2 separate regions of the Homo sapiens genome follow, and region 2 is linked to region 1. Evidence: chromatin loops called from intact Hi-C (ENCODE). Cell type or tissue: chondrocyte. All regions are shown on one strand. Each heading gives the region's core, and the rest is flanking DNA. Links, peaks and the distances in the headings are about the cores only. Region 1 holds the start of RAD23A (RAD23 nucleotide excision repair protein A). Region 2 has its middle 10 kb from the start of MIR23AHG.

The links. Hi-C counts contacts between places; a loop is a spot of excess contacts. Peaks named below come from ENCODE experiments on the same cell type or tissue, not always from the same donor. Only the 100,000 strongest peaks of a DNase experiment are listed, where the experiment ranks them.
Region 2: it touches region 1 in a loop (6-fold over the local background); 2 of 110 quality-filtered maps call a loop at or near these places.

Annotation. Positions count from the first base shown.
Region 1 is chr19:12,944,245-12,959,340 of GRCh38, reverse strand. It overlaps RAD23A (RAD23 nucleotide excision repair protein A), which reads right to left and starts at 13,479. Exons shown (of 9, transcript NM_005053.4): 1 at 13,321-13,479; 2 at 11,332-11,493; 3 at 10,983-11,164; 4 at 10,789-10,844; 5 at 10,528-10,655; 6 at 10,182-10,260; 7 at 9,933-10,066; 8 at 6,488-6,652; 9 at 5,699-6,405. The coding sequence starts at 13,392. The coding sequence ends at 6,292. CALR (calreticulin) reads right to left here. Exons shown (of 9, transcript NM_004343.4): 9 at 14,852-15,096. It overlaps GADD45GIP1 (GADD45G interacting protein 1), which reads left to right and starts at 2,118. Exons shown (of 2, transcript NM_052850.4): 1 at 2,118-2,478; 2 at 4,815-6,222. The coding sequence starts at 2,129. The coding sequence ends at 5,133. RefSeq lists silencers at 2,172-2,341, 12,692-12,986, 12,958-13,017, 13,038-13,227, 13,238-13,317 and enhancers at 1,770-2,642, 2,742-2,791, 5,635-6,834, 10,863-12,062, 13,378-13,597 and 1 more. In chondrocyte, for the core only: no CTCF peak of the experiment used is centred there; DNase peaks (open chromatin) are centred at 10,115 and 11,150.
Region 2 is chr19:13,845,385-13,860,480 of GRCh38, reverse strand. No RefSeq gene overlaps it. Among named protein-coding and RNA genes, the nearest start is that of MIR23AHG, 10 kb to the right of the region's middle. RefSeq lists enhancers at 5,839-6,784, 13,311-13,490 and silencers at 12,435-12,640, 12,461-12,730. In chondrocyte, for the core only: no CTCF peak of the experiment used is centred there; DNase peaks (open chromatin) are centred at 8,887 and 9,143.

The sequences.
Region 1 (15,096 bases), core at 8,836-11,335:
TATTTTGAGACAGAGTCTCGATCTGTTGCCCAGGCTGGAGAGCAGTGGTGTAATCTCAGCTCACTGCAACCTCCGCCTCCCGGGTTCAAGCGATTCTCCTGCCTTAGCTTCTCGAGTAGTTGGGATTACAGGTGTGCACCACCGCACCCAGCCAATTTTTGTATTTTTAGTAAAGACGGGGTTTCACCATGTTGGCCAGGCTGGTCTCGAACTCCTGACCTCAGTGATACCTGCCTCAGCCTCCCAAAGTGCTGGGATTACAGGTGTGAACCACCGCGTTCAGCCACATTTACATTAAAAAAATAATAAATGCTAGTGGGCTTTTTGTCTGTTTGTTTGTTCAGACAGAGTCTCACTCTGTCACCCTGGGTAGAGTGCAATGGCACGATCTCAGCTCATTGCAACCTCCACCTCCCAGGTTCAAGCGATTCTCCTGCCTCAGCCTCCTGAGTAGTTGGGATTACAGGCGCCCACCACCACGCCCAGGTAATTTTTGTATTTTTAGTAGAGACAAGGTTTTGCCATGTTGGTCAGGCTGGTCTCCAACTCCTGACCTCAAGTGATCCGCCCGCTTCAGCCTCCCAAAGTACTGGGATTACAGGCGTGAGCCACCAAGCCCAGCCTAATAAATGCTAGTTTAAATGTATAAAAGTAAAGTTAAAAATATAATTTTTACGCAGCCATAAAAAATGATGAGTTCGTGTCCTTTGTAGGGACATGGATGAAACTGGAAACCATCATTCTCAGCAAACTATCGCAAGGACAAAAAACCAAACACCGCATGTTCTCACTCATAGGTGGGAAGTGAACAATGAGACCACATGGACACAGGAAAGGGAACATCACACACCGGGGACTGTTGTGGGGTGGGGGGAGGGGGGAGGGATAGCATTAGGAGATATACCTAATGCTAAATGACGAGTTAATGGGTGCAGCACACCAACATGGCACATGTATACATATGTAACAAACCTGCACGTTGTGCACAAGTACCCTAAAACTTAAAGTATAATAATAATAAAATAAAATAAAATAAACTTTTTGAAGGCAAAAAAAAAAAAAAAAGAATAGCATGGGGGAAACCACCCCCGTGATCCAACCACCTCCCTTCCCCGACATGTGGGGATTACAGGTCCCTCCCTGGACACATGGGGATTATAATTCAGGATGAGATTTGGTTGGGGACACAGAGCCAAACCATATCAGTGGCCCTGCCACAGCCTCTTATTTTTGATTTTTCAATGTGTTCATTCAACATGATTTCAGATTATTCATTGGAGGGCTACTGTGTGCACAGAAGACACATGGATGAATAAAACAGTATGGTTTCTGATATGCAAAAAACAAAAATACAATTTTTACCCAAAGAACACTGAACACTTAGAAAAAAATACACAAATATATATTTGTAGCCAGGTGAGCGTATATATATATGTATATGTGTGTGTGTGTGTATGCATGTATGTATTTATTTTTATTTATTAATTTTTTAGACGGAGTTTCGCTCTTGTTACCCAGGCTGGAATGCAATGGCACGATCTCGGCCCACCCCAACCTCCGCCTCCCGGGTTCAAGCGATTCTCCTGCCTCAGCCTCCCGCGGAGCTGGGACTACAGGCATGCGCCACCATGCCCGGCTAATTTTGTATTTTTAGTAGAGACGGGGTTTCTCCTCTCCTCCCGGAAGGCGGAGGTTACAGTGACCCGAGATCACGCCGTTACCCTCCAGCCTGGGCGACAGAGCGAGACTCTGTCTCGAAAAAAAAAAAAAAAAAAGACTGGTCTCGAACTCGCGACCTCAGGTGATCCGCCCGCCTCGGCCTCCCAAAGTGCTGAGATTACAGGCGTGAGCCACCGCGCCCGACAAAAATATGTATTTTTAAGTGTCAGTGTGCAGAAAGGAGAAGAAAAAAAGTGAAAATTAAAAATGACTTTAATCAGTAACTGCTTAACTAAAATTTAAAGTTATACTTGGAAACGTATAAAACCCATACTATCCCCTTCGCCGCCCTCCCCCGAACTGAGGCAGCAGGGACACCCCTCGCCCTGCCCTGGCCCACACCGGGCCTCGCGCTCAGGCACCGGGCATGGACAGCCCGGCGGGCCTGTGAGGACCCCGCACAGCCAAGATGGCGGCGTCCGTGCGACAGGCACGCAGCCTACTAGGTGTGGCGGCGACCCTGGCCCCGGGTTCCCGTGGCTACCGGGCGCGGCCGCCCCCGCGCCGCAGGCCGGGACCCCGGTGGCCAGACCCCGAGGACCTCCTGACCCCGCGGTGGCAGCTGGGACCGCGCTACGCGGCTAAGCAGTTCGCGCGTTACGGCGCCGCCTCCGGGGTGGTCCCCGGTTCGTTATGGCCGTCGCCGGAGCAGCTGCGGGAGCTGGAGGCCGAAGAACGCGAATGGTACCCGAGCCTGGCGACCATGCAGGAGTCGCTGCGGGTGAAGCAGCTGGCCGAAGAGCAGAAGCGTCGGGAGAGGTGCGTGCGTGCAGGCAGACGCGGGGCTGCCCTCTGTGCCCCGTGGGCGAACTGGGCCCCAAACCGTGCCTACCCCTTCGGGGTCACGTCGCAGCATCTGCATGTTGTAGATTTATGTATACGCTCACCTGGCCGCAAAACAAACTCAGAATAACGTCCATTTAGTCATTCATCAGCAAGTTTTGTTTGTTTGTTTGTTTGTTTTTTGGAGACAAGAGTCTCGCTCTGTTGCCCAGGCTGGAGTGCAGTCGCAAGATCTTGGCTCACTGCAACCTCCGCCTCCCCGGTTCAAGCGATTCTCCCGCCTTAGCCTCCGGTGTAGCTGGGATTACAGGCGTGCACCACCACGCCCGGCAAATTTTTGTAGTTTTAGTAGAGACGGGGTTCCACCATGTTGGCCAGGCTGGTCTCAAACTCCTTACTTCAAGTGATCCACCTGCCTCAGCCTCCCAAAGTGCCGGGATTACAGGTGTGAGCCATCACGTCCGGCCATCACCACCAAGTCTTTACTGAGCGCATACCGTGTGCAAGACCCTGTCCCAGGCCGGGGGCGGTGGCTCGTGCCTGTAATCCCAGTTATTTGGGAGGCCGAGGCAGGCCCCAAAAGGGCCCTTAATATCAGATGGCGACAGCTGACAGGCAAGATAATACCAATGGTGACAGCCGACTAGTAGGAAGGTAAAAGAGTGAAGAGTGTGTGCCTGAGGGCAGCTTTGGTTTGGGAAGCCTCAGGCCTCTCTGAGGAGGTGATGTTTAAGCAAAGACCTGAATAACCAGACTTAGCTATGGGGCGATCTCTTGGGTAGAAAGTTTCTGGTAAAGGGAACAGCTGGGGCAAATGCCCTGAGATACGATATGCCTTAAAGAACAGCCAGGAAGCCAGTGTGGCTGGGGAAAAGGTGAGGGCAGGAAGGTGATGGGTCCTGGAACCAAGAGGGCAGAGGTCAGATACAGAGGCAGGTCTGAAGGACCAGGGGCATCTTTTTGTTGTTGTTGTTGTTGTTGTTTTGAGGCAGAGTTTTGCTCTTGTTGCCCAGGCTGGAGTGCAATCTCAGCTCACTGCAACCTCTGCCTCCCAGGATCAAGAGATTCTCCTGCTTCAGCCTCCCGAGTAGCTGGGATTACAAGCGCCCACCACCACACCCGGCTCATTTTTTGTATTTTTAGTAGAGATGGGGTTTCGCCATATTGGCCAGGCTGGTCTCAAACTCCTGACCTCAGGTGATCCATCTGCCTCGGCCTCCCAAAGTGCTAGGATTACAGGCGTGAGCCACCGCGTCGGGCCAGACCAGGGGCATCTCTTATAGATAATGCCACATCCTGGAGCGTGAAGGGGGTAGGTCAAGTGTGTTCCTGGTGTTTAATCTTCTTGTTTTCCTAATAGCCTTAAGAGGAAGAAGGGATTGCCCTAATTTTAGAGATGAGGAAACTGAGGCTTGGTGAAGTGAAGTCATGCGTCTGATCACCCAGGCAGGGAATCATGGAGCAGGGACTCCTGTTTCTGCCCCTCCTCAGCCAGATGACCATTATAGGGCTTAATTCTTTTACTTTTCTAATCCTTAAATGAGGCTGTCATAAAAAAGAACGAGATCATGTCCTTTGCAGGGACACGACGGGAGCTGGAGGCTATCATCCCTAGCAAACTAACACAGGAACAGAAAACCAAATACAACGTGTTCTCACTTGTAAGTGGGAGCTAAATGATGAGAACACATGGACACACAGGGGAGCAACACACACTAGGGCTTTTTGGAGGGTGGAGGGAGAGGATCAGGAAAAATGACCTCTAGGTACTAGGTTTAATACCTGAGTGATGAAATAAATCTGTACAAAAAAACCCCATGACACAAGTTTACCTACGTAACAAACCTGCACTTGTACCCCTGAACTTAAAAGAAAAAAATGGGGCTGTGACTGGTAGCTACAAACTCAAGGATTGGTGGGAAATGTCTTTCTTGCTTTCACTCCTGTGCCTAGAATTGGGCCTGGCCTCTGTACAGGAAGTGCTCAGCAATGTCTATGAAATAAAGGTGTGAAATTATCCATGGGAGTGGCACTTGGCTTGCTCAGTAGGCAGCTCAGTGAAATGCTGATTTGGCTTTGGCACCTGGGGTTTACTGGGGCTTGACATGCCCTTGTGATCAAATTCATGCACAGGTAACTTTCTCATCATCTCTTCCTGTTTCTTCACTTGTCAAGGGCTTTTCCTGACAGTTAATCTACTGGGGGAGTTGAGGAGGCAGGCTCGTGGGCAAAGGCCTATGGGTGAGATATGGGTGGGTGGGCTCTGCCCTGGCTGAGTGCCAGTGTCACAGCCCACTCTCCCTCCCCTGCAGGGAGCAGCACATCGCAGAGTGCATGGCCAAGATGCCACAGATGATTGTGAACTGGCAGCAGCAGCAGCGGGAGAACTGGGAGAAGGCCCAGGCTGACAAGGAGAGGAGGGCCCGACTGCAGGCTGAGGCCCAGGAGCTCCTGGGCTACCAGGTGGACCCAAGGAGTGCCCGCTTCCAGGAGCTGCTCCAGGACCTAGAGAAGAAGGAGCGCAAGCGCCTCAAGGAGGAAAAACAGAAACGGAAGAAGGAGGCGCGAGCTGCTGCATTGGCTGCAGCTGTGGCTCAAGACCCAGCAGCCTCTGGGGCACCCAGCTCCTGAGGCTTTGTCCCTTCCCAATAAAGCCTGCTACCTGGCAGTACCCCTGAAGAGATCTGCGTCCTCTCAAGGTGTGCCTCTCTGGGTCCCCTGGTTCCTCCCCCAATACTTAAGAGCTGGGGAATCCCCCACTTGGCTGTACTCAAAAGGGGACAGGGACTCTAGGCCCTGCTGACTAACTGGGGCTTCAGTGGGAGGAAAAGGGGGGTGTACAATGGGCAAATAATGGAGAAGCAGATGGCAGAAGAGAAGAAGGCTTCTGTTTACCAACATTCATCTCCAGTAATTAGCCAATTACAAGGCTGGTGGGGGGGGAAGTATAGCCAAAACAGACTGTGGTGATGATGGTGGGGGCCGGGGAGAAGCAGTCCTTGTAACGTTGGGCTGGGGTCCACTGCCTGGAAATGACACACTGGGGGAGGAGACACCGGAAGCCTCAATCTGCAGGGACTCACAGACTCCTCTCCCCCTTCCAGGCACCCGTCACCATGCCTGCCTGTGCCCAGCCAGCCCCCCAAGACCCAGACAGGTGGGCGCGGGGAGCCCCAGCAGGCACAGACCATAGGGCTAGTTTTTAAAACTTTATTCACTTCAAAACCTTTATCAGAGACACGGTTCTGTTCTGGGGTGGGGGTGGCCTTGACAATGAGCTGATGTTAGCCCTTCTCCAGGCTGGAGGCCAAGGCCAGACTGGGGAGGGGGCCTTGGGCCTTTCAGGACTTGCCCTAGATGGAAAGATTTGGGCCACTCCAATGGAGGATCAAAGTTGGGGCTCCAGCTTCCCCTCATCCTAGAAGAGGATGGGGGGGGGTCCTCAGGGGTTTTTCGGAGGATGGAGAGGCAAGCAGCCGCCTTTCCGTCTGGCTGCAGAGAGCTGGGACAGAGGCCAAGAGGGGCCCATCTGTCGCCTCCCAGTCCTGCCAGCTTCTCTGAGCAGGCTGGGCTGGGGAGGAGGACGGGGGGACAGCTGTCTGGCCCGGGAGATGGGAACAGGGGCCACTTTAGGAGGACAGGAAGCTGGACTGTTTGCTTGTTTTTTTAAGATTTTTGATTTTTTTTTCCATTTCTTAAATAAACATGAATATATATATATTTTTTCTTTTATAAAACTTTCATGGAATAAGGGTAGGGTGGGGGCTTCGGTGGCCTGGCTTCCTGGCATCACTCGTCATCAAAGTTCTGACTCAGGAGGAAGTTGGCAGCCAAGTTCTCATTTTTTTCACACGCGAAATAGGCCTGGATGACCAGGCTCTCTGGGAAGCCCAGGGCCTTCAACTGTGGGAAGATAGGTTAAGTGTGAGCAGGAGAGGGTAGGGGTCCTGCCCACCTGCAGTCACCCCTCAGCCAGGCCTCTTACCCTCTCTATAGCTTCTTTCTCCTGCGGCGTCACCTGGATGTAGTTCATCTGCGGGGCCTCCTCTCCTATGGCGCCCACCTCCCCCTCCACATCTGAGATGTCCGCCAGCTCCCCAGGGGGCTCGTTCAGCATCTGGATGAACTGCTCCTGGTGCCGGCTGATTTGCTGCAGGAGAGGGTGGGGAAGGGAAGGTAATTCACAGCCCTGGTCCCCTCCTCTCCCCAGGTCATCACAGCCCTTGCTTTTTCATTCAGTCAGGCAAATATCCAGAGGAGCCTGTTCTGGCCAAACACAACATAGCAGTCGACACAAGCCCTACCCTGGAAGAGCTGATGATGTGCTTTTAAGTGAGCCAAGAAATAAGCCGGGCACGGTGGCTCACACCTGTAATCCCAGCACTTTGGGAGGCAGAGGCAGGTGGATCACTTGAGGTCAGGAGTTCGAGTCCAGCCTGGCCAACATGGTGAACCCCCATCTCTACTAAGAATACAAAAAGTAGCCAGGTGTGGTGGCAGACGCCTGTAATCCCAGCTACTTGGCAGGCTGAGGCATAAGACTGAACCCAGGAGGCGGAGGCTGCAGTAAGCCACTGAACTCCAGCCTGGGCAACAGAGCAAGACCCTGTCTTGAATAAATAAATACATAAATAGGCTGGCTGCAGTGGTTCACACCTATAATCACTTCAGGTGATTCTAGACCAGCCTGGAGTTCGAGACCAGCCTGGCCAATATGGTGAAACTCCGTCTCTACTAAAATACAAAAATTAGCTGGGTGTGATGGCACGTGCCTGTAATCCCATCTACTCAAGAAGGCTAAGGTAGGAGAATCACTTGAACACAGGAGGCAGAGGTTGCAGGGAGCCGAGACTGTGCCACTGCACTCCAGCCTGGGCAAGAGACTCTCAAAAAATAAGTGAGTGAGCCAATAAATGAACCAGACAACTGCAAGTGTCTGGCTAGGAAGGAACTGCAGATGAGGGCTGGTGGAGAGGCCTGCAGTATGGCGGATGCAGAGGGTTTCCTCCAGGTAAAGCAAACAGCAAGTGCAAAGGCCCAGGGTGGATGCATCTGGGAAGTCTCAGAAACAGAAGCAGGAACAGAGTGAATGGGGCTGGGCACGGTGCCTCATGCCTGCAATCCCAGTACTTTGGGAGGCTGAGGCAGGCAGATCACTTGAGGTCAGGAGTTTGAGAGCAGCCTGACCAACATGGAGAAATCCCATCTCTACTAAAAATATAAAATTAGCAGGGCGTGGTGGCACATGCCTGTAATCCCAGCTACTCTGGGGGCTGAGGCAGGAGAATCTCTTGAACCCAGGAGGCGGAGGTTACGGTGAGCTGAGATCACGCCACTGCACTCCAGCCTGGGCAACAAGAGCGAAACTCCATCTCAAAAACAAACAAACAACAACAACAAAAAAAACAAAAAACAGCGAACAAGGGAAGGGGGAGGAGGCAGACAATGACACCAGAGAGGAAGGCCCAAGTCAGACCCATTTTCTAGAGCAGGGGGAAGCCACGGTGGTGACAGTTACATGGGAAAAGACGTGGTCTGTGGATCTTTTAGAAAGGTGAACTTGGCCGGGTGTGGTGGCTCACGCCTGTAACCTCAACAATTTGGGAGGCAAGGCAGGAGGGACTGCTTGGGCCCAAGAGTTCAAAACCAGCCTGGGCAACATAGACCCTGTCTCTATTCCCACCTACCAGCCCCCAAACCAAAAAAAGTGAACTCATCTGGGTGTTGGATTTAGGTATCTGGAAGTTCATTTGTTCATTTTTGTTTCTGTTCTTTTTGAGACACTCTCACTCTGTCACCCAGGCTGGAGTGCAGTGGGGCAATCTCGGTTCACTGTAATTTCTGCCTCCTGGGTTCAAGCGATTCTCCTGCCTCCACCTCCTGAGTAGCTGGGACTACAGTGGCCTGCCGCCATGCTCAGCTACTTTTTGTATTTATAGTAGAGACGAGTTTTTGCCATGTTGGCCAGGCTGGTCTAAAACTCCTGACCAAGTGGTCTGCCTGCCTTAGCCTCCCAAAGTGCTGGGATTACAGGCATGAGCCACTGTGCCCTACCTGGGTATCTGGAAGCTCTGATATAACTCTACCATTGTATGCATCTGATCATTTTCACATTAAAGAAGAAAGTGCTTTTCAGTCAGCCAGGTGTGATGGCTCATGCCTGTAATTGCAGCACTTTGGGAGGCCAAGGCGGGCAGATCATTAGGTCAGGAGATTGAGACCATCCTGGCTAACAGGGTGAAATCCCATCTCTACTAAAAATACAAAAAATTAGTCAGGCGTGGTGGCGGGCGCCTGTAGTCCCAGCTACTCGGGCGGGGGCAAAAGAATCGCTTGAACCCGGGAGGCGGAGGTTGCAGTGAGCCGGGATTGCGCCATTGCACTCCAGCCTGGGCGACAGAGCGAGATTTCCTCTCAAAAAAAAAAAGAAAAGAAAGTGCTTTTTAGTCATCTGCCTCATGGTTGAAAAGTGGACTGTGGGACTATGCAGTGGCAGAGGCCCAGGAAGAGGCTACCAGAGAGCTGGAGTGCAGGGAGGGGCTGAGTGGGAAGAGCAGACAGGACAAGGGGTAGACCCCAGCAGATCCCCAGGGCCTGGGGCTGAAGCAACCCCAAGCTAATCCTTGCAGAGATCGGGGAGGACTGGGGAGGTCTGTTCTAAGTCTTAGACGTCTAGTCTAGGGAGCACTTTGATGGAGAGTTAATTAAGCCAGCCATGGAGTGTGGCATTCAGAGAGGCCTGGGCTGGCTACATAGATTTGGGGGTTCCCATACAGACTGAAGGCCCCAGGACACTATGAGGGAGGGCTGAGTGCAGATGAAGAACACGACCGACCAGGAGGAGCTGGCAAGGGACTGAGAAGTGAGAGGAGAAGGGTCAGACAGCAGGGTCCTGAGCCAAGACCGGTAGGCACTTCACCGAGAACCCAGAGGAACCTACTTGCACCCAGGGGGCCACTCCCCCACTCTTCCTGTGAACCTTCAAGGGCAAGATGGAGCCTCACTGAGCAGAGTTGTCCCAGAGCCAACTGGGGCACAGCTGTCCTGGGTGACGTCATGCCACCTTACAGACATTTACGCAGCACCATCTGTATGTGAAGCCAGAGCCCCAGCCCAGGACCCCACCCCGAGGCAGGAGGCAGACACACACACTACCAGCTGCGTGACCCTGGGAATGACAGGCTGCTCTAAGTTTCCGGTGTCTTCTTCTGTGGGAGGTGATGTTGACAGCACCCACACCTTACAAGGTGGTTGGGAAGACTGAGAAACCAGGGGGGTCACCAGGTCACAGGAAGCACAGGGGCGTGGGGGAAGCATGTGCTTAGTCCTGCTTTCCGGACCTAGAACGATTCCTACGTGTTATGGACTCTGGTGCCCACAGGGAAGGGAAATGGTGGCTGCCCTAGCTCCCTCTGCCCTTGGGACCACACCTGTAAAAGCTGAGGGTTCTCCTGGCCCAGCTGCTGGAGCAGGGCGGGCAGCAGCGCAGGGTTCTGCTGAATCACCTGCCGCATGTTCTGGAACTGGGGCTGGTCCCGCAGGAACTCCAGGGGGTTCTCTCCTGCTGGTAGTAGGAAGGGGTGCAGTCAGACACCACGCCGGGCTCCTAGGAGCACTGCGGGGTGGAGTGTAATGTGAGTCAGGTACCTGGAGGGCAGATGCGGCATGTGCACACCCACCTGCTTCCGTGGCCGGCTGCTCCGATACCTGGCTCTCCTGGACAGAACCGTGTTCCGGCTCGGGGCTCCCAGGAATTCCCTGTCAGGGGTCCTGTTTAGTTCTAATGCACAGACCTCCTGCTGCCACCCTCCTCCATGCCCTGGCAGGACACAGATGAGGCCTCGGCCCTGCCCTCCAGAGGCCCACCCATCACTCACATCCAGCCTCCTGTGGGAAGCCTTTAGTGGCTAGAATCACTACCCAAAGGCTTTTCAGGGCAGGTTTTGCCTTCCCAACCGCCCATCAGGGCAGTGACGCCCGGGTACTCCCTCAAGGCCTCCCCGGGAGGCGGAAGCCCCACCTCACCGTGAGCAGATACTCCACGGCTCGGTGGGGGTTGTTGTAGCTGGCTCTCAGGGCGGCCACGACCCGCTCTCGCTCATAGCCCATGGACATGATCTCCGTCAGCATCGTCTCATACTCAGAGCCCGTCACTGTGGAGGAAGCAGCAAAGCCTAGGTCACCAGGAAGAGGAAAGGGCAGCTCCCAGGCCCTCCCGCACCCAGACAAGGCCCAGCTGATGGCTGGGGCACCCAGTCACCTCTGCCCTGGGGACCACCCACCCACCTAGCGTGGAGGCCGCGTCTTCCTCTCGCCCGCTGCTACCTGAAGAGGGAACAGAGCTGCAAATTCAAGAGAGAGAAATCGGACCCTGGCTTCTGGCGGCTTGCCCTCCCTCCAGGTGTGTGGGACCACTTATGTGGACGCTGGAATGTGCTAGGAGGACAGGGCCCAAGCTGGGACTGCTGCCCCCGCCTTACCCTGACACAGACTCTGGGGACGTCGTGGGGGCGGATTCCTCTGATGGGCTCTTGTCCTCTCTGGCGGCAGGTGGGGGATGGGACATGCCTGAGGTGGGGGCAGGCGGGAAGGATGTAGAGGACTCTGGGGCAGCTGTGGGTGAGGCCTCTGGGGGTGCTGAGGTACCCTGGCCGGCTTTGGTCTGCAACAGCAAGAAAAAGGGAGCTGGCATCAGCAACCCTATCAGACCCAACAACCCGCTCCGCTGTGGCCCCGCCCTGTTCACAGCTAATCTCTCCTGGGCACACAGGCTCTTTGCCAGCTCCCCAGCTCGTCCACCCACCCTCCCAGCCAGCACACGTCACCCACCTTGGTCACCATGACGACCACAAAGTTCTTCTCATCGATGCGATAGTCCCTGATAGGGACATCGTCACTCAAGATCTTGCCGGCATAGATGAGTTTCTGTCCAGCCACGGGGAAGGCATCACGACCCTTCTCAGCTTCTATCTTCTCCTTTAGCACCTTCACCTAGAGGGAGTGGTACAGACAGTCACTGGAGACCCCAAGATTCTCTTTTCCCTTCTAGTTTAGGACAGAGAAACTGCCAGCCCTGATGGCAGAAAGGCAAGCACGCTGGGTTTTTTAAGCTTTCTCAGCATCTAAAGCATGCTAGATTTGAATTCATTCAATCATCATGCCATTCAACACAGTATTTACTTATACTAAACACCCATTATGTGCCAGGTGCTGTTTTAGACACAGAGGCCACAGCACAGAACAAACTCAACACAAGTAAGTCCCTGCTCTCAATGAGAGAACACTAATGTGAAGAAAATGTAATTTCGGGTAGTATAAAGTATAATTAACAGAATAAAGGGGACAGTCCCCCACTCTACACTCTACCTTGGACAATAAGTGACTAATAGTTAATAGTGATATTTTTTAATTTTAAGAGGCAGGATCTCGCTGCCGCCCATGCTGGATTGATGTGGCACGATCATCGCTGACTGCAGCCTCAAACTCCTGGGCTCAACTGGTACTCTTGTCCAGCCTTGGGAGTAGCTAGGACTAAAGGTACACACCACCACTCCAGACTAATTAAAAATAATTTTTTTTTGTAGATAAGAGTCTCCCTATGTTAGACTGGCTGGTCTCAAACTCCTGGCCTCAAGCAATCCTCCTGCCTCTGCCTCCCAAATCATCAGGATTAGAGGCATGAGCCACCGTGCCTGGCCAATAGTGCTACTGTAAATGTATATGTGTCATACCTTTTAAGTTTCCTATGAAATACGTTTAATTGGTCTCATTTTATTTATTGATTTTTGTTTCTTTTTTTTGTAGAGAACGGGGTCTCACTGTGTTGCCAGGATGATCTCGAATTCCTAGGCTCAAGGGCTCCTCTTCCCTCTGCCTCCCTAAGTGCTGGGATTACAGGCGGAAGCCAGCAGGCGACCGGTTCATTTGATATTTGAGAAAACGGAGGCACAGACAGGTAGGCAGGTTAACTTGCCCAAAGCCAAACACTTGAGCGGATCAAAAAATGTGTGTTTCCTTTTCTACAAAAAGTGGACTTCAATGTCTCCCTCACTATGCAAAAAGCGCCAAGTACCCAATAGACATTCAGTATGTTTGAATTAGGTCCTAATTCTACTTTTGACTAAAAAGGCAGCATAATATTTATATCGTGGACGCTCACACGAGGCAGAACCGAATTTGAATCCCAGCTCTGCCATTACTTGTGTGTGACTGTGGCAAAGTTCCTCAATCCCTAGGTTTCCACATCTGTAAAATGATCAGAGGTCCCCAATGACAAGCCCGTTTTGCAGAGCGGTAAAACAACACTACAACACTCGGTGACTGATAAAAAGTAAACGGCCAACAAACACGGACCACCAAAATTATAAAGACTGAGACCCGTTTATTATCATTAACATCGTTGTTGTCGTCACTACTCAGTATCTCCTGGTCATTACTCCTAGATTCGACCACCAGTGTCCCAAGGAGACGCCTGCAAAGCTGGGAACGTGGAGCCCAGTCTTGGAGAGCTTGGCCTGCCCAGGAATCCGAGCTTGTGACTCCCGCGCCCCGCGAGAGCGCTGACATTGGAGCCGGGGCCTGGCCAGCGCCCCGGGGGTGGGGCCTCGCCCGGAGACCGGCGCAGGAGCGCCGCCCGATCGGCTGGGGGCTGGGCCAAAGACCATCGGGGGGTCCAGGAAAGTCGGGCAGGTCGGGGGTCTGGGCAGGGCCGACCCGCGCCGTCCTCCCTGCCCCTCCCGTTGGGATTCTAGCCTCCCCGCCCCCACCCCACCCCCGAAACCCGTCGCTCCCGCCCCCGGGCTCCGGCCCGGCCCGCACCGTCTCGTCAGGCTCCATGCGGATCTTGAAGGTCTGCTGCTGCAGCGTTTTGAGCGTGATGGTGACGGCCATGGCGGGGCCCGAGCGACGCGGCGGCCCCGGGATCCTCACACAACATGCAACTCACGCCGCCGCCATCTTAGCGCCCAGGCGCGCCGCGCCGCGCGCCGACCACTTCCGGGGCAGGCAATGCGCGCGCTGACCACCGGCGCACGTGACCTGCGCACTCCCTCCTTGGCCTTTGTGGGCATGCGCACGAGCGCGTTCTCGAGCGAGGCACGCGCAGACTAAACTCCGCGCTGTGGGCGGGGCTTCTTGCTCGGCCCGCACACGTGGTCTCCTGAGTGACGCCATGCCCGTTATCGGTGACGTCACGGGGCTGCAAAGTGACTCTGGTGTCCCCACTCTCACGCTCAAATGAATTTTTAACAAAGTTTTTATGTACCTGTACTGGTTACAGACATTTGTATTTCTTCTGTAAAAACCTCATTTTGCCTCTTCCAAATGAGAATTTTTTCTTTCAAACAGTCTCTGTCACCCAGGCTGGAGTGCAGTGGCGCGATCTCGGCTCACTGCAGCTTCCGCCTTCCGGGTTCATGCAATTCTCCTGCCTCAGCCTCCCGAGTAACTGGGATTACAGGCACCCCCCACCACGCCCGGATAATTTTTTGTATTGGGTTTCACCGTGTTGGCCAGGCTGGTCTCAAAACTCCTGACCTCAGGTGATCCACCCGCCTCGGCCTCCCAAAGTGCTGGGATTACAGGCGTGAACCACCGTACCCGGCCCCCAAATGAGTTTTATTCTGGTCTGGGTATCCTGGCAGGAACCCTTGTAGAGCAGTCAAAGTGAAAGTTACTCAAAACTAGAAATACCTGAAAGGCCACCAAGCACAGAAAAAAAACCTTAAGTTGGAAGCGGGGGCAAGGTGCCATTTTGTAGCCTCATTCATTCTTTAGGGATCTGGAGTTTTGGAATGAACCTACAATTTTCATTCTTGGGTCTCCGGGCAGGAGTACTTTGTTGTACTATACCTAATCTGACCCCAGAAGTATTTAAAGATGTTAACTTTCAAAGCCTCACTACATTAAATACAGAATTCTCCCTTGGATCTACCAGTCCTGGAGGCATCCCAGAGGGGTTGGGCTGAGCCACAGGACCCCAAAGGAATAGAAGCATGAAAAAGGCCAGTTTAAGGGGCAGGGTGAACCAGATTGAGCCACTGTACGCCAGCCTGGACAACAGAGCGAGAGTCTATCTTAAAAATAAATAAATAAGCAGAACCAAAACTTACCAGTTAGGTTCAAGGATTCAGTAAGTTAGTATGTGGAGTATTTACAGCAGCAACAGCCATTCCCCCGTTGGTTTTGAGGGTTATGGGGTAAATAAGGGTCCCTGGAATCTTGTGGAACACTCAGCAACCTCTCTAGCAATAGCTGAAAAAGGAGATATACTGGAAACCCCCCCCCCCCCCAAAAAGACCACTGCTGGGTTTCCTTAAGTCTGTCTTTCCCCAGAAGGAGACACAGGAGGGAGACACAAAATTTAATTTAATAGAAATTTTGTTTGTAGTTCTTACATTCTCAGTGTGAGCCAATCTGGGACCCACTGCCCCACCCAGAAGTGGCCCAGTCCTGGGGGCAGGGGAGAAAGGGAGGGGTGAAATGAGAAGAGCCCCGTTCTTCCTCAGTGCTGGGGGGTTGGAGACACCACCCCCTTCTGCTGCCCTCCTCTGGGCTCCAGGAAGGAGAGCAGATGAAATCTCAGGCCTGTGGCTT
Region 2 (15,096 bases), core at 7,774-10,273, 900 kb before region 1:
CCTGTCACCTTTTTTTTTTTTTTTTTTTTTTTTTGAGATGGAGTCTCGCTGTCGCCCAGGCTGAAGTGCAATGGCGCGATCTCGGCTCACTGCAACCTCCGCTCCCGGGTTCAAGCCATTCTCCTGCCTCAGCCTCCCAAGTCGCTGGGATTACAGGTGCCACCACCATGCCCGGCTAATTTTTTGTATTTTTAGTAGAGACGGGGTTTCACTATGTTGGCCAGGCTGGTCTCAAACTCTTGACCTCGTGATCCGCCTGCCTCGGCCTCCCAAAGTGCTGGGATTACAGGCGTGAGCCACCGCGCCTGGCCCTGTCACCTTTCAACACACTACATGTTTTACTACACATCTTGTTTCTTGTCTGTCTCCTGTACTTGATTGTCAGCTCTGCCAGCACAATAGCTGTTGTCTTTTTTTTTTTTTTTTTTTTTTTTGGAGAGATGGGGGTGGGTCTCACTTTGTTGCCCAGGGCAGTCTCGAACTCCTGGGCTCAAGCGATCCTCCTGCCTCAGTCTCCCAAAGTGCTGGGATGACAGGTATGAGCCACCGTGCCCAGCCTACAACGTTTGTCTTCATCACTGCTGGAGAACTTAAAAAAGGCCCTTAGTCAATATCTAGTGAATTAATGCATTAATAATCACTATGTTCCTGGCATGCATGTGGGGTGAGATGATGGGAAGTGGGGGAGGGACAAAACAGACTAGGAGCTTGCCTGCCACCATCTGGCAGGGGGCTAGTCATGTAGCTAGCCAATTACAATGAAGAGTTTTCAGTGCTGAGAGTCAAGGCCCAGCCTGGAAGATGAAAGTGCAATCTGGGAAGGCTTTTGAGGAGGTGACGTCTTATAGGTCCTTGATCAGTAAGGAGTTTGGATTTAAGTATGATGAGAAGGCTTAGGGATTTTTGTTTGTTTGATTTGTTTTTTAGAAACGGGATCTTGCTGTGTTGCCCAGGCTGGAGTTCAGTAGCACACTCCTAGCCCATTGAGGCCTCAACCTGGGTTTCGGCAATTCTCCTGCCCCAGCCTCCCAACTAGCTGGGACTACTGGCACACACCACCACACCTGGCTAATTTTTAAATTTTTTTGTAGTGACAGTGTCTCACTATGTTGCTCAGGCTGGTCTCAAACTACTGGGCTCAAATGATCCACCCTCCTCAGCCTCCCAAAGTCTTGGGATTACAAGCATGAGCCACCATGCCCAATCAAGGGTTTTATTATTTTATTTTATTTTGTTTTGTTTTTTGAGACGGAGTCTCACTCTGTTGCCCAGGCTGGAGTGCAGTGGCATGATCTCGGCTTATTGCAATCATCTCTCCCAGGTTTAAGCGATTCTCGTGCCTCAGCCTCCAGAGTAGCTGGGATTACAGGCGCCCGCCACCATGCTCAGCTAATTTTTGTATTTTTAGTAGAAATGGGGTTTTGCCATGTTGGCTAGGCTGGTCTCAAACTCTTGACCTCAAGTGATCCGCTCGCCTTGGCCTCCCGAAGTGCTGGGATTATAGGTATGAGCCACCGCACCCGGCCTCTACAAAAATTTTAAAAATTAGCTGGGCGTGGTGGTGTACGCTTGTGGTCCCAGCTATTCAGAGGCAGAAGTGAGAGGACTGGTTGAGCTCCAGAGGTGGAGGCTGCAGTGAGCCATGATCACACCACTGCATTCCACCCTGTCTAGAAAAAAAAAATTGTTTTTTTCAATAAAGATAGGATCCAACAGAGCTGGGATTAGGGATAGGTGAGTGACATGAGTCACACAAGGGCAGGACTCGGGCCTGTCTGGACTGCATTTTCCAATGACGTTACTACTGGTCACGTGGCTACTGAGCACCTGAAATACAGCTATTCTTCGAAGTAATGGCAGCCGGGTGCAGTGGCTCACGCCTGTAATCCCAGCACTTTGGGAGGCCGAGGAGGGTGGATACCTGAGGTCAGGAGTTTGAGACCAGCCTGGCCATCATGGTGCAACCCCGTCTCTACTAAAAACACAAAAATTAGCCAGGTGTGGTGGTGCATGCCTGTAATCCCAGCTACTCGGGAGGCTGAGGCAGGAGAATCGCTTGAACCCGGGAGGCAGAGGTTGCAGTGAACCGAGACTGTGCCACTGCACTCCAGCCTGGCAACAGAGCAAGACTCTTCCTCAAAAAAAAAAAAAAAAAAAAAAAAAGCAGGCGCGGTGGCTTATGCCTGTAATCCCAGCACTTTGGGAGGCTGAGGCGGGTGGATCACAAGGTCAGGAGATCGAGACCATCCTAACACGGTGAAACCCCGTCTCTACTAAAAATACAAAAAAAATAGCCAGGTGTAGTGGCGGGTGCCTGTAGTCCCAGCTACTCGGGAGGCTGAGGCAGGAGAATGGCGTGAACCTGGGAGGCGGAGCTTGCATTAGCTGAGATCGCACCACTGCACTCCAGCCTGGGGGACAGGGTGAGACTCCGTCTCAAAAAAAAAAAAAAAGAAAAGAAAGAAAGAAAGTAATGATGGCAAGAACCACAATTACTTTGCACCAACCTAACAGTTTGAATTGAGATGTTATAAGTATAAAATCCACATCAGATTTTTGAAGACAGTACCAAAAAACTGAAATATCTCATTCATAATATTTACCTTGATTATATGTTAAAAGGATACTATTTTGGATATACTCAGTTAAATAAAATCTTATTAAAATTAATTTTGTAGCCAAGTGTAGTAACTCACACCTGTAATCCCAGCACTTTGGGAGGCCGAGGCGGGTGGATCACCTGAGGTCAGGAGTTCAAGACCAGCCTGGCCAACATGGTGAAACTCCGTCTCTACTAAAAATACAAAAATTAGCCAGGTGTGGTGGCAGGCACCTGCAATCCCAGCTACTTGGAGGCTGAGGCAGGAAAATCACTTGAACCCAGGAAGTGGAGGTTGCAATGAGCTGAGACCATGCCACTGCACTCCAGCCTGGGCAACAGGACAAGACTCCGTCTCAAATTAAAAAAAAAAATAATTCTGGCAGGCTCACTGGCTCATGCCTGTAATCCCAGCACTTTAGGAGGCTGAGGCAGGCAGATCACTTGAGGTCAGGAGTTCAAAACCAGCCTGGCCAACATGGCGAAACCCCGTCTCTACTAAAAATATAAAATTGGCTGGGCATGGTGACATACACCTGTAATCCTGACTGCTTGGGAGGCTGAGGCAGGAGAATCACTTAAACCCGGGAGGCAGAGGTTGCAGTGAGCCAAGATCGTGCCACTGCGCTCCAGCCTGGGCAACAGAGCAAGACTCCGTCTCAAAAAAAAAAAATTAATTTTGGCAGGCTCACTAGTTTATGCCCGCAATCCCAGCACTTTGGGAGGCTGAGGCAGGTGGATCACTTGTGGTCAGGAGTTCAAAACCAGCCTGGCCAACATGGCAAAACCCCGTCTCTACTAAAAATATAAAATTGGCTGGGTGTGGTGGCACGCACCTGTAATCCCAACTACTTGGGAAGCTGAGGCAGGAGAATCACTTGAACCTGGGAGGCAGAGGTTACAGTGAGCCGAGATCCTACCACTGCACTCCATTCTGCGTGACAGAGTGATACTGTGTCTCAAAAATAAATAAATAAATGTGAATAAAATAAAATTAATTTCACCTGCTACTTTTTTAAAAAAATGTGGCTACTAAAAAAGTTTTCATTACATATGTGGCTTGCATTTGTGGCTCACAATATATTTCTTTAGACACTGCCTTTATTGCCTTCCCTCCCATTTACTTATCAGGCGGCTGCCTGATCACACTACTGATATCAGACTTCAGAGTCAGGCCAAGTTCTCAGCTGTAGCTGTCCTTGAGCTCCGTGTAGTATCTGTCACCTTTGCCTGGTTCCTCCTTGGCCTTGGGACACTAGATCCTCCTGACATCCCTTCTCTGTCTCAGTCTTCTTTGTGAGACAGCATCTGCTTCTCAAATACTTTGTTCCTGGGACATAGCTTTGGTCTATTTTATTTTCATTTTTATTTTATATTTATTTATTTATTTATTTATTTTTGAGACAGAGTCTCACTGTGTCGCCCAGGCTGGAGTGCAGTGGCGTGATCTCGGCTCACTGCAACCTCTGCCTCCCGGGTTCAAGAGATTCTCCTGCCTCAGCCTCCGGAGTAGCTGGGATTACAGGCACGTGCCACCACGCCCAGCTTTTTTTTTTTTTTTTTTTTTTTTTGAGACGAAGTCTTGCTCTGTTGCCCAGGCTGGAGTGCAATGGTGCAATCTCGGCTCACTGCAACCTGGGCCTCCCACGTTCAAGCGATTCTCCTGCCTCAGCCTCCCAAGTAGCTGGTATTAAAGGTGCCCGCCACCATGCCTGGCTAATTTTTGTATTTTTAGTAGAGACAGGTTTCACCATGTTGGCCCGGCTGGTCTTGAACTACTGAGCTCAAGTCATCCACCTGCCTCAGCCTCCTAAAGTGTTGGGATCACAGGCATGAGCCACCCCGCCCAGCCTCATTTTTATTTTAGAAACGAGGTCTCGTCATTTTAGAAACAAAGTCTCACTCTGTTGCCCAGGCTGGAGTACAGTAAAAGAATCCTAGCCCATTGCAGCCTCGACCTCCTGGGCTCAAGTGATCCTCTTGCCCCAGTGTCCTGAGTAGCTGGGACTACAGGCGAGGACCACCATGCCCAGCTAATTTTTGTAATTTTTGTAGGGATAGGGTTTCACTACATTGCCCAGGCTGGTCTCAAGCTCCTGAGGTGAAGTGATCCTCCCACCTCAGCCTCCCAAAGTACTGGGATTACAGGCATGGGCCACCACACCCAGCCCGTATCACATATTATTTGGCAATAAAAAGGAATAAGGTACTCACGCTTGTTACACTTGTTATAACATGGATGAACTCTGTTGACAGCATTTATACTCAGAGACAAAAAGTAGACCAGGGTTGCCAGAGGCTGAGAATGTTGGGGGGTGAAATAGAAAGTGATTTCTTTTCTCTTCTCTTTTCCTTTTCTTTCCTTTCCTTCCTTTCTTTCCTTTCTTTTTTTGAGACAGAGTCTCGCTCTGTCACCCAGGATGGAGTGCAGTGGCATGATCTCGGCTCACTGCAACCTCTGCCTCCCGGGTTCAAGTGATTCTCCCAACTCAGCCTCCCGAATAGCTGGGACTACAGGCATGTGCCACCATACCTGACTAATTTTTGTATTGTTAGTAGAGACGGGGTTTCACCGTGTTGGCCAGGCTGGTCTCGAACTCCTGACCTCAGGTGATCCACCTGCCTTGGCCTCCCAAAGTGCTGGGGTTACAGGCGTGAGCCACCACACCCGGCCAGAAAATGATTTCTAATGGGCTTGAGATTTCTTTTGCGGGTGATGGAAATGTTCTAAAGTTGGGCAGGGCGTGGTCACTCATGCTGTAATCCCAGCACTTTGGAAGGCCGATGTGGGAGGACTGCTTGAGCCCAGGTGTTTGAGAACAGCCTGAGCAACATAGCAACGCCCTGTCTTTAAAAAAAAAAAAAAAAAAAAATGGCCAGGCGCGGTGGCTCACGCCTGTAATCTTGCGGATCACGAGGTCAGGAGATTGAGACCATCCTGGCTAACACGGTGAAACCCCGTCTCCACTAAAAATACAAAAAATTAGCCAGGCGTGGTAACGGGCGCCTGTAGTCCCAGCTACTCGGAAGGCTGAGGCAGGAGAATGGCGTGAACCCGGGAGGCGGAGCTTGCAGTGAGCAGAGATGGCGCCACTGCACTGCAGCCTGGGCGACAGAGGTAGACTCCGTCTCAAAAAAAAAAAAAAAAAAAAAAAAAAAATTAGCTGGGCGTGGTGGCGGGCGCCTGCAGTCTCAGCTATTCCAAAGGCTGAGGTGGGAGGATTGCTTGAGCCCGGGAGGCAGTGGTTGCAATGAGCCAGGATGCCGCCACTGCACTCCACTCTGGGCTACACAGTAAGATCCTGCCTCAGCGAAAAAAAAGGCCGGGCGTAGTGGCTCCTGCCTCTAATCCCAGAATTTTGGAAGGCTGATGCAGGCGGATTGCCTGAGCTCAGGAGTTGGAGACTAGGCTGGGCAACACGGTGAAACCTCATCTCTACTAAAATACAAAAAATTAGCTGGTGTGGACCAGGCACAGTGGCTCACGCCTGTAATCCCAGCACTTCCGGAGGCCAAGGCGGGCAGATTACTAGGTCAGGAGTTCGAGACCAGTCTGGCCAACATGGTGAAACCCTGTCTCTACTAAAAATACAAAAATTAGCTGGGCGTGGTGGTGCTCGCCTGTAATCCCAGCTACTTGGGAGGCTGAGGCAGGAGAATCGCTTGAACCTGGGAGGCGGAGGTTGCAGTGAGCCGAGATCACACCACTGCACTCCTGCCTGGGTGACAGAGTGAGACTCTGTCTCCAAAAAAAAAGGAATGTTCTAAAATTTATTGTGGTGATGGTTGCATAAGTCTATGAATATTCTAAACACATTTGACTGTATACAGTCGTCCCCCTTATCTGCAGTTTCGATTTCCTCGGTTTCAGTTATCCTTGGTCAACTTTGGTCCAAAAATATTAAATGGAAAATTCCAGAGGCTGGGCGAGGTGGCTCACGCCTTTAATCCCAGCATTTTGGGGGGCCGAGGCAGGCGGATCACCTGACGTCAGGAGTTCGAGACCAGCCTGGCCAACATGGTGAAACCCCGCCTCTACTAAAAATACAAAAATTAACCGGGCGTGGTGGCACGCGCCTGTAATCCCAGCTACTCGGGAGGCTGAGGCAGGTGAATGGCCTGAACACGGTAGGCAGAGGTTGCAATGAGCAGAGATCACACCACTGCACTCCAGCCTGGGTGACAGAGCGAGACTCGGTCTCAGAAAAAAAAAAAAGAAAGAAAATTCCAGAAATAAAACAAGTCATACCTTCACATTCCAGGCCGTTCTGAGTAGTGTGATGAAATCTCCCACAGTCCTGGGATGTGAATCATCCCTTTACCCAGCTTATCCATGCTGTCTGTATAGGCTACCAGTCTGTTAGTCCCTTTATAGCCATCTCAGTCAACAAATAGAAAAAGCAAAGTGGTCAGCCGAGGTGGCTCATGCCTGTAATACCAGCACTTTGGGAGACCAATGCAGGAGGAGGATTGGTTGAGACCAGGAATTCAAGACCAGCCTGGGAAACATAGTAAGACCCTGTCTCTAAAAAAAAATAAAATAAAATAAAATAAAATAAATGTGTATAAATAAGCTGGGTGTGCTTGCACATGCCTGTAGTCCTAGCTACTTGGGAGGCTGAGGCAGGAGGCTCACTTAAGGCCAGGAGTTGGAGACCAGTCTAGGCAACACAGCAAGACCCTCACGCCCCGACCCCCACAAGATAAATAAATTAGCCAGGTGTGGTGGTGCTCACCTGTAGTTCCAGCTACTCTGGAGGTTGAGGTAGAAGGATCCTTTGAGCCCCGGAGCTTGAGATGGCAGTGGTGAGACCTTGTCTTAAAAAATTTTGATCCTGGGCTGGGCGTGGTGGCTCACGCCTGTAATCCCAGCACTTTGGGAGGCCGAGGCAGGTGGATCACCAGGTCAGGAGATCGAGACCATCCTAGCTAACATGGCGAAACCCCGTCTCTACTTAAAAAATACAAAAAATTAGCCAGGCATGGTGGCACACGCCTGTAGTCTCAGCTACTTCAGAGGCTGAGGCAGGAGAATCGCTTTAACCTGGGAGGTGGAGGCTGCAGTGAGCCGAGATCGCGCCACTGCACTCCAGCCTGGGTGACAGAGACTCCATCTCAATAAATAAATAAATATTAAATAATAATAATTTTTTTTTATCTTAAAGCTGGGTGTGGACATATTTGCCTGTATTCCCAGCTACTCGGGAGGATCCCTTAAACCCAGGAGTTTGAGGCCAGCCAGGGCAACATGGAGACACCCCTATCTCTAAAAAATAAACAAACAGGTCAGGGCCCAGGGGCTCATGCCTGTAATCCCAGCACTTTAGGAGGCTAAGGTGGGCGGAACTCTTGAGGGCAGGAATTCGAGTCAGGAATTCCAGACCCGCCTGGGCAACACAGCATAACCCTGTCTCTACAAAAAAAAAAAAAAAAATACAAAAATTAGCTGGGTGTGGTCGCTCTCACCTGTGGTCCCAGCTACTTGGGAGGCTGAGGTGGGAGGCTCAGCTGAGTTCAGGAGGTCGAGGCTGCAGTAAGACGTGATTGTGCCACTGCACTCCAGCCTGGGCGACACAATGAGACCCTGTCTCAATACATAAATAAATACAAATTGGCCAGGCGCAGTAGCTCACGCCTTTAATCCCAGCACTTTGGGAGGCCAAGGCAGGCGGATCACCTGAGGTCAGGAGTTCGAGACTGCCCTGGCCAACATGGTGAAACCCCATCTCTACTAAAACTACAAAAATTAGTTGGGCATGGTGGCGTGTGCTCGTAGTCCCAGCTACTTGGGAGGCTGAAGCAGGAGAATCGCTTGAACCTGGGAGGCAGAGGTTGCAGTGAGCCGAGATTGTGCTACTGCACTCCAGCCTGGGTGACAGGGTGAGACTCAGTCTCAAAAAAAAAAGTAAATAAATATAAATAAATAAATAATAAAATTAAAAAAAAAAATCTCAATTCTTCCGCTAGTAGAGTGCCTCCCTGGAATCCCATCCAGCTTGCTGTCCTTCTCACTCCAAGTTTAAGAAGGATAGAAAGGTGGGGGAGACTGTTTCGGGGCAGGCAAGGAGGGGAGGCCTAGGCAGGAGGTGTGGTGAAACCCACCATATGTGCCCTCAAGCACCCTCTTTCTCTGCCAGAGGCCACAGGCTTGGAAGAACCATGTCTCTTCCCAGGTTTCCTTCTCAGCCTGACTCGAAGCGTCCTGGCCTGCCCGCCCCACCAGACAGTCTGACTCAATTTGCCCGCTGTGTGCGTGGGCCCTGCGCGTGTGACCCTCCACCATTCCAGTGACTCAGGCAGCCTGGAAGCCCCCTCCCCGGGGGACACCCAGCTTCCTATGGTGACTTTTCACAGACATGGCTGAAACTGGCTGGCGCCTCCCAGACCCAGGCCGGGCTCCTGGGGGCAGCCCAGCAGGGCCTCGGCCCCACAGCCCACCCCTAGAGAGGGCCTAGGGGGTGGGAGTAGGGGGTGGGGAACTCTTCTCAAAGGGCCTTTGTGGGAGCAGCTGGGGGGGCTAACGGGGGACCCCGCCCTGTGTGACTCAAGCCTCATTGCTGGGCGGTGACTCACCCCCAGGCCCCCCTTCTGCCTGCCCGCAGCAGGTGCTGTGAGCCAGCTTCGGGATAGGGGCCTCTGCAGCCATGGTCATGCCACCCTGCCCTGGACCTGTGACTTGCCACCCACTTCTAGGGGTTCCAGTCTTGCCCTCACCTCCTTGCCCTCCTGAGCTCGGACCACAGAGAAAACCTCCTACATCCCGTCCCTCCGTGGGGCAGCAGACATGGTACTGAAATGTGCCACGCATTGTCTCACTATGAATTCACGGGATTCTCAAACCACCCGAGAGGCAGGGTGTTTGTTCTTGCTACTGCCCTGTAACAGATGCGGAAATTGATTCTCCGTGAGGTTGCAGAGTTTAACACAGGAGATTCACGTGCAGAATCTGGGTGTCCCAAACTTGCTGCCCCGCAGTGTCACTGCGTGATCATCTCAGCTGCTTTAAATGCCAGTGGTGGGTTACTGCACCCTCCAGTGTCGCTTCTTTTACTGACGGGTAAACTGAGGCAAGGAGCCTTGAAGTCACAGATCAAGAGTCAAGAGTAAGAGGCAGGGCTGGGATTCGAACCGAGTCCGAGAGCCCGGGACCTGCTCCGCCGCTTCCCCACGGGCCTCCGGCGCCCACTTGGGGGCTAAGGCGCCCCCGCCGCCGGGCCCCTCCGGACGCCGAGGCCAGCCGAGATCGGGCCGCCGGCCAGGCTGCTGGGCGCCGCGCCCGTCCGCATCACGCCGCGGTGAGTCACCGCGCGCCGGCCCCGGCCCCGCCCCCCGCGCCAACAAACAGCGCGTTGCTCGGCAACCGCCACCGCCCTCCAGCGCGGACCTGGGTTCGAGCCTCAGGCCGGGGTGCGCGCTAAGAGGGATTTTGGGACTCCGTAGTCTTCCCTAGATTAGGGGTTCAGATCAGGCCTGTAATCCTGGTGGGCACGGAGGTGATGGTGAAGGAGACAGCTGTGGTCCAATGAAGGTGGGGAGGGCTGAGGGTGGCTCTCTCCAATCCAGACCCACCGGGGCTCCCCAGAAGTGGGCGGTCAGGTCAGGAGATGGCGGCTGGGCCAGAGTTGCAGCTGAGAGGTCGAGGCCATTTTCCTAAGGGATTTGGGGAGCTGGCCTGGCGGGAGCTGTCAGGAGCGCTGTGATGAGGGCTTTTTTGCATCCTCCCCACCCCTGCCGACCTCCCAAACTAGCTAACACTTAATGAGCACGTTCTATGTTCTAAGCCTGTTCTATGCATGTGTGGGCCTATGTGTATTAACTCATGTAATGTTCACCATGAAGTCGGGCGCGGCGGCTCACGCCTATAATCCCAGCACTTTAGGAAGCCGAAGCCCGTGGATCACTTGATGTCAGGAGTTCAAGACCAGCCTGGGCAAAATGGTGAAACCCCGTCTGTACTAAAAATACAAAAATTAGCCGAGCGTGATGGCCAGCACCTCTAATCCCAGCTACTTGGGAGACCGAGGCAGGAGAATCGCTTGAACCCGGGAGGCAGAGGTTGCAGTGGGCCAAGATCGTGCCACTGCACTCCAGCCTGGGTGACAAGAGTGAAACTCCGTCTCAAAAAATAATAATAATAAAAATTAAAAATAGTGTTCACCATGGCCCTCTGACGTTTCATTGACATTCTCATTTTACAGATGGGGAAACTGAGTCAACAGAGGGTCAATGTCCTTTGCCAGAGGATGCACAGCCAAGCTGGCATCCGGGCTCCCAAACCTGTCTCAGGAGGGTGCATGCCTGGCCTTGGCAGGGCCATATCTGTGGGAGTCTTCAGGCGTTGTGGGGATAGGTGCCAAGGCTACATTGAAGTGTGGGTAGGTTATGCAAGTGGGGGATGGCGCCTGGTGGGCTCCTTGGGGGCTGTCGACACATGATACTGAAGGCTGTGCACTACAGAGGTTGCACCAGCACCCCCCTAGACTTCCCATGCCATCTGAGTGCAGGGAGAGAGTTTCCCAGCACCAGCTTCAGATGGCCTGAACTCCGGGCTCCCTGGCACCCCAATAGTCACCACTGAGCCGCCCACAGGACCCTTAAGGGAGCTGCCTGAGGGGCCTTCCGGAGCCCCAGATCCTATGGGGCGGGGAGAAGAGTAGATACTAGCATCTCAGACACGGAGATGGACCAGCTGCCTGGGAAGTGACCAGCTTTGAGTCCTGTAAGAAATGTCCATTTGGCTCACATGACCAAGTCAATCACTCAAATGGTTGAGTTGGGGAGATGGCTGAGTTACAGGGATCCTGGACAGTCTAAAGCCAAGAAGGTGAGGAGGGCTTCTCGGAGGAGGTGATACCCTGGGAACTGAAGGATGCTCGGGAGTTGGCGAATAACAGGCAGGACCTTCCTGCGGGAGAGGTTGGGACACCAGGAACTTTTCCAAGTGGAAGGTAGAGGGGACACGTGATTGGATTTAACGGGCTGTCTCTGGAGAATGGCTAGAAGGCATAAGGAAAGTCGGAGAGGACCAGGGAGGTGGCTGTTGGAATATATTTAGGCCAGAGATGATGGTGACTTAAGGATACAGTTGGCAGATTTAACAAATAAAAAATACAGGACATCAGTTAAATTTGAATTTCAGATACAGAACAAGTAATTTTTTTTTAGTATAAAACTTTTTTTTTAGTATAGCGATGTCCCCAAAATTGCATGGGACATACTTATACTAAAAAAAGAGATCCGCTGTGTATCTGAAAAATTAAGTTTCACTGGGTGTCCTGTGTCTCATCTGGGAACTGTACTTGGTGGAGGGGGGTGGGTCTCAGGGGCCCCTGGGGAGGGGGAAACGATCATAGCTAACACTCAGGGAATAAATGCACTTTATTTTTCTTTTTTATGTGTTTTCATTTTACTTATTCACTTTTTCGTAGAGATGGGGGTCTCACTATGTTGCCTAGGCTGGTCTCAAACTCCTAAGTTCAAGCGATCCTCCTGCCACAGCCTCCCAAAGTTTTGGGATTATAGAGTGAGTTGACACTCCTAACCCAACAAATGCACTTTGAAGTGAGTACTGCTATCATGCCCATTTTACAGCTAGGTAAACTGAGGCCTGGAGCAGTTTTGCTCTTGTCGTGTGTGTGCGGGGGGGGGGCTTTTTTTTTTTTTTGGTAACTTGTTTATACTGTTAGGTTAGGAAGTGGGTGACCCTCGATTGGAACCCAGGCATGTTGGCTGCAGTCCCTCAACTCTCAGAACTTGAACCCCCTCCCCCACGGGATTGGTGGGGGTGGTTGGACACTATGGTTCCCTGGGTTCCTGGTGACCCAGCTAAGGGCCTTTCTCATGGGATGCGCTTCCCCAGTCCCCCAGCGCAGCCTAGGCTCTGTGGCACCCCTACTTGCCCCCCTCCTGCCAGGACAGCGAGGCACTGGGAGGGACGGGAGGCGGCCTCAGGGGGCCTCCTCTCCCGGCTGAGGCTCGGCCTCGCCCTCCTCCAGGCTGGGAGGATCCGCCGTCTGCGCCGCCGGCAGGGGGAGGGGGCGGGTTATTTTTACCTCCCTCCAGGCAGCCGGGGCGACAGGAAGTGAGCGCGCGGCCCGCCAGATGTGGGGAGCCAGGGAGCTGGGAACAGCCACAGCTGGACTGGCGGCCGGCCGGGAGCGGGGTTAGGGGGGAGGGTGTGTGGAGGGTGGATCCCCAGGCCTCCGGTCCCCTCTTTGTTCCCCGCCGCCCCAGCCTCCCCTCCAAAGACCCCTCGTCCCCATCCCCCGCTCATGTGGGTCGTGGCCTCGCTGTCCCTCATCTGGGCGCCAATCCCCTCGCTGGCTCGAGGGCTCTCAGATCCTGGGCAGGGAGGGGGACCCTGCCCCTCGCCCCAGGGACCCCCAGGTCCCAGCAGAGTCGGGGGTAAGAGGGGGAGACGGCCTCTCGCCGGCCCCGCCTGCCACCGCCATTGTTTACCCGTCGGCTGCCTCCTAGGAAACTTAACCCGCCCGCGGTAATTTTATTTGGGAACTTCGGCCAGTTGCCATAGCAACCCCCAGTGACGTCAGAGGGGCTGGGGCCCGAAATCCCCGGGAAAGTGGGGGGGATGGGATGGGGGGGAGACCCCCAGAAGGGCTCTCCTTAACCCTCTGCGTACCAGATCCCAGCCAGGCAGGGACAGCCAGATGTGACACTTCTTGGGTGCGCCCCCCCAGTTCTGGCCTGGGGCCAGGTCAGGGTGGCAGGCCAGGCCTTGATGTCATCGGGAGCTGGGTGGGTGGTGAGTCATTCCTGAGGTGGGGGCTGGGCCAGGCCTGGGGTCTATTCCTGTCTGACCTGCCCCACCAGTGCCCTTGAGCAATACTGGGACCCTTCCCCGGGGATTTCAGGCACCTGGCTGGGAGTCCCCACAGATCCCTGGGACCTCTCTGCCCTTCTGAACCATTATGTAGGTAGACAAAGTCTTTCCTGGTGCTCCAGACACCAGGCAATTGAGTTTGTCACGGTGAGCTGGGGCCACCGTGTAATGTCCTTCTCCGGATGTGGGGAGTGGCTGGTGCCCTGGTGAGGGGGCAGGGATGTGGTGGGATCCCGGCTCAGTCCATAACACAGCTGGTCGCCAGGGCAACAGGAGGCAGGGGCCCTGACTGGCATGGGGGTCACTGCCGCCAGCCGGGGGCTGGGCTGGGAGGAGCCACTCTAACCGCAGTGACGTGGGACTTCCTCGGCAGGGCCTGTTTGATGTCTCTGTGTGTGGCGTTGCCATGGGGCCCAGCAGGCAGCCCTGCATGTGAGCTGGGGTGACCTGTGGGCCGGCTGGGCCTGTCAGGGTCCCTTGATCCAGGTGTACCTGGTGTATCACTTACCCTCTTTCTACCTGCGATCAGCACATCACACGTCTCACCTCAAAGCCTGGTAACAACTGCAAATTGCGCATTTTCAGCCCCATTTTTCAGCCGACAAAACTGAGGCTTAGGAAGTGTAATCGCCTGGCCCCAAAGCCATCCCAAAGACATCCAGCTAGAAAGCTGGGGTGTAGGGCCTGGCGCTGTGGCTCACACCTGTCATCCCAGCACTTTGGGAGGCTGAGGCGGGCGGATCACTTGAAGTCAGGAGTTCAAGATCAGCCTGGCCAATATGGTGAAACCCTGTCTCTACTAAAAATAGAAAAATTAGCCGAGCATGGTGGTGCACGCCTGTAATCCCAGCTACTTGGGAGGCTGAGGCAGGAGAATCGCTTGAACTGGGGAGGCAGAGGTTTCAGTGAGCCAAGATTGTGACAATGCACTCCAGCCTGGGCGACAGAGTGAGACTCCTTCTCAAACAAAACAAAACAAAACAAATCTTTGTTCTTCTTCCATTCCACTCCTCTCTCTGCCTCCATGAAACCGGTCTGCTTTGCTGGTTTTCCAATGTTCCAGGCACCGTCCTACCGCAAAGCCTGTGCACTGGCCGTTCTCTACCTGGAACTCTCTTCCTCTCGATGTCTTCCTGGCTTTTCCCTCAGTGCCTAAAAGTCTTTGTTCAAAGTCACCTCCTCCTCAGGGAGGACTTTCCTGACCTAACCTCCACTCATTTCATCTCTCATCTCTCTTGCCTTTTTCTAGATTACCCATAGACTTTCCACCCAACACATTTTATATATATATATATATATATATATAATATAATTTAAAACAATATATATATAATTTTTAAACATATAGACACATAATTTTAAAATATATATAGATATATAATTTTTAAATATATAGATATGTAATTTTTAAAAATATATATAGATATATAATTTTTTTTTGAGACAGGGTTTCCCTGTGTCGCTCAGGCTGGAGTCCAGTGGAGCAATCTTGGCTCACTACAACCTCCGCCTCCTGGTTCAAATGATTCTCCTGCCTCAGCCTCCCGAGTAGCTGGGTACAGGCGTGCGCCACCATGCCCGGCTAATTGTTGTATTTTTAGTAGAGACGGGGTTTCACCATGTTGGCCAGGCTTGTCTCGAACTCCCGACCTCAAGT